Linked DNA regions of Homo sapiens: region 2 is linked to region 1. Evidence: chromatin loops called from intact Hi-C (ENCODE). Cell type or tissue: A673. All regions are shown on one strand. Each heading gives the region's core, and the rest is flanking DNA. Links, peaks and the distances in the headings are about the cores only.

Region 1 (4,538 bases), core at 32-4,031:
CTCATGATCTGCCTGCCTCAGCCTCCTGAAGTGCTGGGATTACAGGTGTGAGCCACCGCACCCAGCCATGTTTAACTTTTTAAGAAACTGCCAAACTGTTCTCCAATGACTGTTATTTTTACTCACCATTTCCCATTGATCTCTATTTCAATCAATGGCTTCACCATCCGTCTAATTAGTAATCCAGAAACTTAGGAGTTCTTTATTCCTCCCTCTCCATATTCCATTAATCACCAAGTACAGTCGATTCTACCTCCTAAGTATCTCTAGAACCATCTCCAAATCTTCACCCTTTGTGACCATCTGTGTTAGTCCACTTTCACACTGCTATGAAGATATACCTGAGACTGGGTAATTTATATAAAAAAAGAAGTTTAATTGACTCATAGTTCTGCATGGCCAGGGAGGCTTCAGGAAACTTACAATCATGGTGGAAGGCTAAGGGGAAGCAAGGCACATCTTACATGGTGGCAGGAGAGAGACAGAGCAAAGGGGGGAACAGCCAAACACTTTTAAACCATCACATCTCATGAGAACTCACTCACTATCATGAGAACAGATGAGATTATGGGGGAACCCCCATAATCCAGTCACCTCCCACCAGGTCCTTCCCTCCTCAACACCTGGGGATTACAATTTGAGATGAGATTTGGATGGGGACACAGAGCCAGGCCATATCCTAACTCAGGCCACCACTGTTTTCTGCTTTAGTGACCTCCTCACATTTCTCTGGCCACCTCACCTTCCCCAATCTATTAATTTTTAAAACAAGCTTGTGAAATATTTGGTATTCACAAAAGAATATAGGAAAACATGAATAACGTATAAAGCATAAGTATGAAACAAAAGCCTCATGGCTCACCATCCAACTTAAGACATGAATATCCCAGCACTGTGAAGTTCCCCTTGGGCTCTAATCCATCCAGTTCTTCACACCACAACTGATCAGCACATTTCTCTGCTTCAGAAGATTCAGTGGCTCCTTATTGTCTTTAGGATAAAGTCCAAACTACCTATTACAGCTTTACAAGTTCTTCATTATTTTTGAAATTCTTCCCCAGGAACCTCCCCTTGCCCCAATTCCTTATCATTCAGGTACTGCTCTTCAAAGTCACACCTTCAGGGAATGCTGGGGACCAGAAAAAGTGCTCTCTGAACCCTAGGCATTTCTCTAATCATTGCACTCATCACTTTTTACTCCTAGCCATTCACTGTCTGCCTTTCCCATTAGATAGTTCTGGGAAGGCAGAGACCATTTCCACCTTGCTTGCCCCTGCATCTCCAGAGTTAGTACGGTGCTTGGCACAGGGTAGGTGCTCAGTAAGCATTTTTTGAGTGTGTAATGGATGAACTGATTCTTATACATCCAGATACAGATGTCTGGTAGGTATTTGGAACTCAGAAGAAAGGTCCAGGTTAAAGATATAGAATTGGGAGAATTAAATCATGGAAGTTAATGTTGCAACCATAGGAGTAGATGAAGCCACCAGGGACAGAGTGAAGGCTAAGAGGGAAATCTTACACTCATGTTTGAGGGTTGGGCGGAAGGGGAGGGCCAGCAAAGGAGAACAACGGTGAGCTGGGAGCAGGAGGACAGAGAGCACAGAACCCAAGGGAACAGGTCTCAGTGAGATGGGAGAGGTCAAGGAAGGTGAGAAGTGCCAAGAATACAGGGGGTCTGGCATAAAGGAATCATTGGAGATCTTTGCCTGAGAGTTCCAGAGGAGCTAAAGTGGAAATGCTGTGAGTTGAAGAGTGAAGTACCTGAGGGAATGCAATGTTTACTGGTCCACAATTTTGAGGCACTTGAGAAGCATGGAGATCTGAAAGAGGGTTTTGATTTGGGGGATAGAAATGAGTTAAACTTTCATTCAAATGCTCAAATGCATTGAGCATTTGTGCCAGACAGTGTGCTGGGCTGAGCATCCTTTCTGTTTGTGGGAAAGATCCAGTAGAATCTAAAAACAAGATCACTGGAAGGATATGATTTATGGAGTCATACTCCAGATGATATGGCACATGGCTCTGGAAAAGGAGACCACTTCTTTTGAGAATCGAGGAAGTAGAGGACGGGTGGATATTGAATCCTTGCCTTCTGCTTCCAAATTCAGTGAGCTTTTTAGTCTAACTTGTTTCCTTCTTTGCATTTTTTGGAAAGCAGCTACATGCAGCTTCCCCATCTATTCATATCTCCTGGGGGAGGGCCAGGAAGAAGAAGGTGGGAACTTAAATTCTCAAATGTCTCCTCTTCCTCAGTATTGACCACAGCATATACCTTTCATTTTCATTTCTGCCTTGTCCTGCTCCCTCCTAATCTTTATATATTCACAAATTTAAGGCAAGAAAGTTTTCCCAGGCTTCACTTTGTATTTTATATCTGATGGGAGGATTCATGAAATTTGAGGGTTTGGCAACAGTCTCAAAAAACTGACCTAATAGGGAACTGAACGAGAATTTCTAGATTTAGGATGCTAAGAATTTTAACATGCTTCTGCCAGCAGAGGGAGCCCCAGGAGTGGGAGAGACAGCTCGGATGGCTACTTAATTTCTGGCAATGCCGTCAGCAGTCCAGAGGGATTTATGGGTTAACTGAAAATAAAAGAGAATGAAGGAGGGAGGGAGAGAGACTTAAATATACAGAAATAGTTACACACACATAAAATACATGTAAACTGATTCCCTTGCTCCTCCTAACACACACTCCTGATTTCCACTCTAGTCCAGTGATTCCCAAACCTCCATGAATCATCTGGGGGAACTAAGGGCAGATCCTTAGACCCCACCAAATCCTGTTGAGTCTGGCTTATTAAGGGTGGGACCTAGGAATCTGGATTTTTTGCAAAGTTCCTGACAAAGATTTTTCTGGCCAAACTTTAGTCAGGCTCCTGAACCTTCTAGGCCCATCTGGGCACTTCCTTGTAAAATCCAGTTTTACAAAGAATCCTGCTAAGTCAATTTAGCAAGAACCGAGCCCCCACCCCCCCCCCCGCCATTTTAATACCCGATTCCTTGATCTCTAATTGGTTTTTTCATTTGCCATCATCCCCCAGGGGGTGCCTGACCACCCTGGCCTGTCTTCAGAAATAATCCTGTTTCCTTTCAGCCAGAACCCTCCTTACCCCAACCTTGATGTTTCCTCTTAGAAATTTTCCATCCACCAGTCACCATCCTGCTCTTTGAGTGTAAATTATCACTCACTTCCCATGGTGTATTTGGAATTGAGTCCAGTTCTTTACTGAGATCTCTTTTCCTCCATTGCAATAGTCCCGATTAAAACCTGTTTTTACCACTTTAACTGCTCTCTAGCTCTGGTTTTCTTTGACAGTCCCCAGGTGATTCTAAAGTAACCTGTAGACATACCGGTCCGAACTTCTACTTTGGGTAATTAGGTAAATACTTTTAACTTTAGCTTGTTAGAGACTTAATGGCTCCAGACATCAACATGCTGACTGGTTGGTAGAATGTATTCCCTGGGAGACTGCTGTGTTATAACTGAGCCATTTCCTTTTTTTTTTTTTTTAAATAAACTAGTTTTTACATTTATTAATATAATACATGAGGAGGGCTTAAAAAGTCACCTAGTACAAAAGGTTTACAACTAGTGACAACAATCCTTGCTCTTTCCTTTCTCAGCCCTGGTCCCACTGACAGGCAAATCGCTTTTAAATCTTAATTTATTTTCCCCTGAAAACCAACTCCACATTTGTAAACGATGTGCTTTTACTGCTATTTGATTTTGCAATTTTGGAAATTACTTATTCATTTCCTGCTAAGGAATACTGGGATTTTGCGTTTTTACAACACACAAACACCCATTCCCTTTTTTCTAGATTCCTAATATTATAATAACACAATTTTAATTAAATCAATAGTGTTTGTATTATTATGATTAATTGTTTACAGCTGAACAATATAGTATACTATGATGCATTTCTTTTCTTCTAGTCTTCATTGAATTCCTGGGAGTTAATAATCACTTCATTTTGATTTGTTTGCTTTCTTAGTTGTACAGGTCCTTCAAACCCTCTGACAAGAGATATAAAATTCAAATAAATAGGTCAAATTAATTGAGTAATCTATGAGCTCCTTTATTTTTTTCTTGGAGACATTTTACTGAAGACTTTAGTCCTCCTGTTCCCTGAATCTGGGGACTTTCCTTTGGGAATGGGAACTCCCGTTTTTCTCTTTCTTGATTTACTTCCTCATGTATGATAAGGAAATGTTTTGAGACCTTGTATGCAGGAGTGATGTTTCACATTTTTAACATCTTTAAGAGGGCATTAATCCATCTGACCCCGGCCAAATAAAGGACAGTGTGACAGTTCTGGTCAGCCCCATCCGCTTGTCCTTGTATTACCTTCTCCTTGATTGTTTTTTGGCCGGGTAAGGATTTCTAGGTAAGTTTTCTCTGAGAATTGGAAGATGTTGCTGTCTTGCCTTTCAGTTTCTAGCTTCCAGTGTTGACACTGAGAGGTCCAACTGCTGTTCAGATTTCTGACCCTTGGTTTGTGAACTATTTTTCTTTCTCCAGGACTTTT
Region 2 (4,958 bases), core at 369-4,368, 490 kb after region 1:
CATTGAAACACATGACAGATGTTTCACAAGCTTCTATCTTCAAAGGAGCCCGGCATTATTCTGCAGAAGATGAAACCAAGGCACAGAACTGTAAAGAGACTTGCTCAAGGCCACACAGTTCACAGGCCCAGCTCTTCACTTCTAGGTCTCTTGCACCTTCCATAACATCATAGTATATCTAAAGTGAAGACCACAATTGGGAGCTCAGGAAAATAGGACCAGATAGGAAGAGCAGGGCTGGAAACTAGGCAGAGAAGTTAAGAATGAATAAGGCAGGAATGGAAGGCTATGGAAGATTTATAGGGAAAGGGATGGGGGTCAGGATAGAATCAGTGTTTAAGGATAATTTCCCAGAGATCAGCTGCAGGAGGTTTCTTTTCCTTACCACACGGGGGAAGGAAGCTGCTTGTTGCAGAACATCTCAGGAGGAGTGTTTCCGGAGATCTCTCCTCCTGGGCTCCTTCTCTGTGAATCCCTTGCTGATGAGCAGCACAGGCAAACCTGCAGAGAGGGTCTGAAGCCACCCAGTCCCTTCCTTACTCAGGGTGGGGTGGAGTGGAGCTGTGGAAAGACCCTCTGTCCTGCTCAGGGACCTCAGCTGCTCCTCAGCTTTCACAGTGATAACCCATTCTCCCTGGCGCCTTGGTGCAGCAGAGGAGGCAAGCACTATATAAATGCTAAACAGATGAGGCCGTGCTTGTCCCAGGAATAAATACACCATCCACTCCTGCTGTCAGTTCCGTACCTTTCATGAACACAGACACATCTCCCAGGAAGGGGAAAATGGTGGTGTCACTTCTCTATTTATTTTTGTGATTTTATCTCAATCATAGCAGCAGAATGTTGCTGCTTGTTCTATAGCGGAATGTTCTATTTTTTGTTGGTTTTTTCTTTTTTTTTGGTGTTATTGATTTATTTTTTTTTTTCAGAAGGACTTTATGGTTTGTTATTTTAATTTCCTGAATTCACATTCAGAAAATGGGATGTTTTCTTCTGATTGCCCCTCCAAAATAACAACAATAATAACCATCATTTGTATAGTGCCCTCACAGGCATTATCTCATAAAAATTTATTAGACCTGGACTCAGATGAAATGGATTCCTGTCTTGATTTCACCGTCTACTTGCTGTGTGACCTTGAATACATGACTTGGCCTCTCTGAGTCCTAGTTGATTCATTTGTATAATGAGCATCGTGAGAGACCTGTTTTTCCTAGCACAAATGCTTGTGCGAGGAGTAAATGGGATAATTTATATGAAAACTTGAGATAGGTATTGATTTTTAGATGAGAAATTTGAGGCACAGAGAAGCTAAGTGGCTTACACCAAGTGCTGTAGCTTATAAGCAGCCCAGGCTACATATAAACACAGGTCTTCTGATAACAAGTGATCTATCCATGAACCTGCAGCTTTGAGTGATGACTGAGACTTGGAGATGGACATGGAAGCCAATATTACAAAATGGAATCACAGTTAGCATTTATTAACACTACATGTCAGCCACTCTTCAAAGAATTTTTCTGAATGAATTCATCTAGTCATAATAACCCTATAAAGCTATCTCATGTTCATTTTACAGAGATTAAGTCATTTCCCCAAGATCACAGGAGCAGTAAGTGGAGTCATCTAAATTTGCACACAGACTGACTGCAGGACCTGTGTCATTAACCACTACCTTATCCTGCTTCTCTCAGATCACTCCTGTTCCATGCTACTGCAGGTCAGAGCGGATCATTTTCCAAATCAGCTCCAGGGGAGGTTGGGACTCACCTGGCCTCTAGGAACCTTTAAAAGAAGGAAGAGACTGGGGTGCAGGAGTATTGGGTCATTTCTCTGTGGAAACTCACTTCAAGGTCTGTCCTGGGGCTTAACTCTCTAGGTCTGTGATTCTCACACTTGCCCACATCAGAATCTCTTGGAGGGCTTGTTACAAGGCAGATGACTGGGCTCCATCCCTGGAACTTCCATTCTTTCAACCTGGGGTGGGACCTGAGAGTATGCATTTCTAACAAATTCTTAGGTGACGTGGATGCTGCTACCCAGGGACGGCATTCTGGCAAACAGTACCCAAAATGACAAACCATGGGACGACATCTGGGTCCCAGGTTCTGTATAAGAAAGAACTCGATCTGGACCCTAGAAAAGCCAAAAGCCCATTCGCGGGGTCTCTGTGAAAATGTTTAGCGCTCAAAAGAGCTGGGGGTGTCCTCCCCGGGCCACAGCTCCTCCGCAAGGGCGCTCACTGGGGCTGGCCGTGAACTGCGGGCTGAGGGCAATGGGCTCTGCATTATGGATGGATGAGCTCCGAAGCCCCCGCTGCAGATAAAGTAAACACACAGCCGCTGCAGCCGCGGGAAAGCCCGGGACCCAGCCACCCAGCCACCCAGCCCTCCCAGACAGAACTTTTCCTTCAGCTGTTGTTGTTTTCCTCTGCTGCTGCCTTCTCATCGCCTTGTACTGACAATAGTCGTAAATAACCGCAGTGCTGTAGAGAAATCATTTTAACAGGAGAGAGTCAAATAAATACATTAGACCTGACAGCTTAACTACGCGGAGTCCATTTGTATGTGGTGGCCGGCAGCTTCCCGAGGCTGACGGGGAACACAGAAGCCACAAGAGGGAGCGCCGAGCTCGCTGTGAGTCAGGCCGACGGCGGGCGGCCTCCCGAGCCCACCCCAAGCCCTGGAGTGGAGGCTTCCGCCTATGCTGAAACAAAGCTTTCAGGCTCCGACTTGCGTGGAAAAATAATGCCAACTCCTGCCTCCGTTCCCCAAGCCTCCAGAGTAATGATTTGGGGTTTAACTCGGCTGGGGGTTTAGGGTTACAGCTGGGGTTGAAGTGGTAGGACCAGTCTCCTGGCCCTGTGTCCCCCCCAACGAGGAGTGGAAGAGTCACCAGTCACAGCAGAAGCACCAGATGTTCATGCGTGTGCCACCCACATGTTCCTTTTCTGGCCCTGGTTTCCAGCAATGGTAGTTTCTGCCTAGCTCAGCTGATCCGGCAGATCGTGGAGCTTCTAAGCTCGATTCTCTGATTCCCAGGAGTATTTATCTGCCTCTTTTCCTCCCTGTGGGTGAGAGCCAAGGTGTCCTGATTCTCAGGCTGCTCACTCTTTCAGGAAGTGCTGAGGCTCGGTCACCAGGAAGGGCATGATAGACTCAGGGTACCAACTTCCTCTGGGCAAGCAAGCATCCATGGAGTGGATTCACAGAGTCTCGTGGGCTGGCTGTGCTCGGCCTGAAGCCCTCTGCTTCCTCCTTGTCAGGGCTCAGCAGCCTGTGAACTAGAGGGCTTCTTTTGTGACTGAACTGCACACCAGCGAGTGGGAGAGGAGCTCTCGGTGCAGAGTTGCCTATCTTGGGTTCAAACCTGCTGGCACCCAAACATCTGGAGGTCAGGGATGGGGAGGGCAGTGGGAGAGGCAGTCTTTGCATCCTCCGAGTTCTCACAGAGCTGGGTCTTCAGAAGGGGACAGAGAAACATAACCAAATGCTCTGCTGGCTAGTTGGTGGAGGTTTGATTTGTCTTTGCCGTCTTGCTAGGTCCCAGACTTCAAACTCCTTGTCAGCATGGACTGGATCTTAGTTGCTATTAAAAACCTAGAACCTAGCCGAATACTCACTACGTGGCAGTCTTTTTGTCAGTGCTTGATTATAGGGGACACATTTTAGAAATACTTACTAGTTGTCTTTGAGTCTGTGGTCATGAGGAGAATATTTCATATTCTCTAAAGGAAGTGTAGATATGACAGGTCAGATATAAAGAAACACTTGCTGACAATAAAATTATTAGATGCTATGGTAAATTCCGAAGTAGATTGTTGTCCGTATCTTGGGGACAGATTGGATCAGACCATGTCATTGTCTCCTTGAAGCTGGTAATATTTCCCTGTGGCTTTGAATGGAGCTCATGGTGGAGTGGGCTCCTATAGAACTGTCTGCTCAGCACTATCTTTTTTTTTTTTTAATTTGAGGATTTGACCCTCTGTCTATCCATAGGCTGCAGAATAGTAGCTGCATGAAGACATCCCTCCCCCAGTGCCCAGTTTTCTTATATTGGTTGAGGACTTGGCAAAGGACCCATGCTGGTTTGAACATTGTAATGCCCCATGTCCATAGCAGATTGTTCCATAGATACCTGACATAACCTAAGTTGAGTTAAATTCTTCCCTGGGAATTTTGGCACTGAAATGGGTAAAAAGAAGTCACTTTCTCTTTGCATTCCTTGAATGTAAGACTGAAAGCCAGGGTGCGTTGGCAGCCATGTTTCTCATTTTGTGGACAAGAAAAGTAAATGAGAAAGCATTTAAACAACACACGTACATATCATGCAGAGAAAAAGACAGGCAGAGAGAGAGAGAGAGAGGAGCAGAAATTTGTGATATCTAGATGACTGGATTACTGACAATATGCAAGTCTCTGCTTCCAGTTTTTTCCTTTTTTTTTTTTGAGACGGAGTCCCGCTCTGTCGCCCGGGCTGGAGTGCAGTGGTGCTACCTCTGCTCACTACAAGCTCTGCCTCCTGGGTTCACACCATTCTCCTGCCTCAGCCTCCCAAGTAGCTGGGACTACCGGCGCCCGCCACCATGCCCAACTAATTTTTTTTTTTTTTTTTTGCATTTTTAGTAGAGACAGGGTTTCACCATGTTGGCCAGGATGGTCTCGATCTCCTGACCTTGTGATCCACCCGCCTCAGCCTCCCAAAGTGCTGGGATTACAGGCGTGAGCCACCATGCCCGGCCTGCTTCCAGTTGTTTCTGAAGCCTAACTGTATCCTTCTTCCTGAGTCCTGTGAGACATCTTAGCACTTCTATAATAGTTTTTCTTAACAATGAGAACAACTCTCCCTGTCCCAAACCTGAGCTCCAGCCTGGGTATTGTTACTTGCAATTAAAAGGACTCGGCTAACTGTAGCATATAAAGCAATTGACAGTAAGATCAACTGTTGTAAAACAGTTG

What was found. Peaks named below come from ENCODE experiments on the same cell type or tissue, not always from the same donor. Only the 100,000 strongest peaks of a DNase experiment are listed, where the experiment ranks them.
Region 2: it touches region 1 in a loop (4-fold over the local background); 3 of 110 quality-filtered maps call a loop at or near these places.

What each region holds. Positions count from the first base shown.
Region 1 is chr1:209,691,058-209,695,595 of GRCh38, reverse strand. All of the region lies in intron 1 of HSD11B1-AS1 (HSD11B1 antisense RNA 1), which reads left to right. It also overlaps a transcript of HSD11B1 not described here. Among named protein-coding and RNA genes, the nearest start is that of HSD11B1, 12 kb to the left of the region's middle. In A673, for the core only: a CTCF peak has its summit at 2,491 (motif pointing right); DNase peaks (open chromatin) are centred at 2,535 and 3,125; H3K27ac peaks cover 1,245 bases.
Region 2 is chr1:209,205,500-209,210,457 of GRCh38, reverse strand. No RefSeq gene overlaps it. Among named protein-coding and RNA genes, the nearest start is that of LINC01696, 120 kb to the left of the region's middle. RefSeq lists an enhancer at 2,509-2,568. In A673, for the core only: a CTCF peak has its summit at 2,618 (motif pointing right); a DNase peak (open chromatin) is centred at 2,627; H3K27me3 peaks cover 4,000 bases.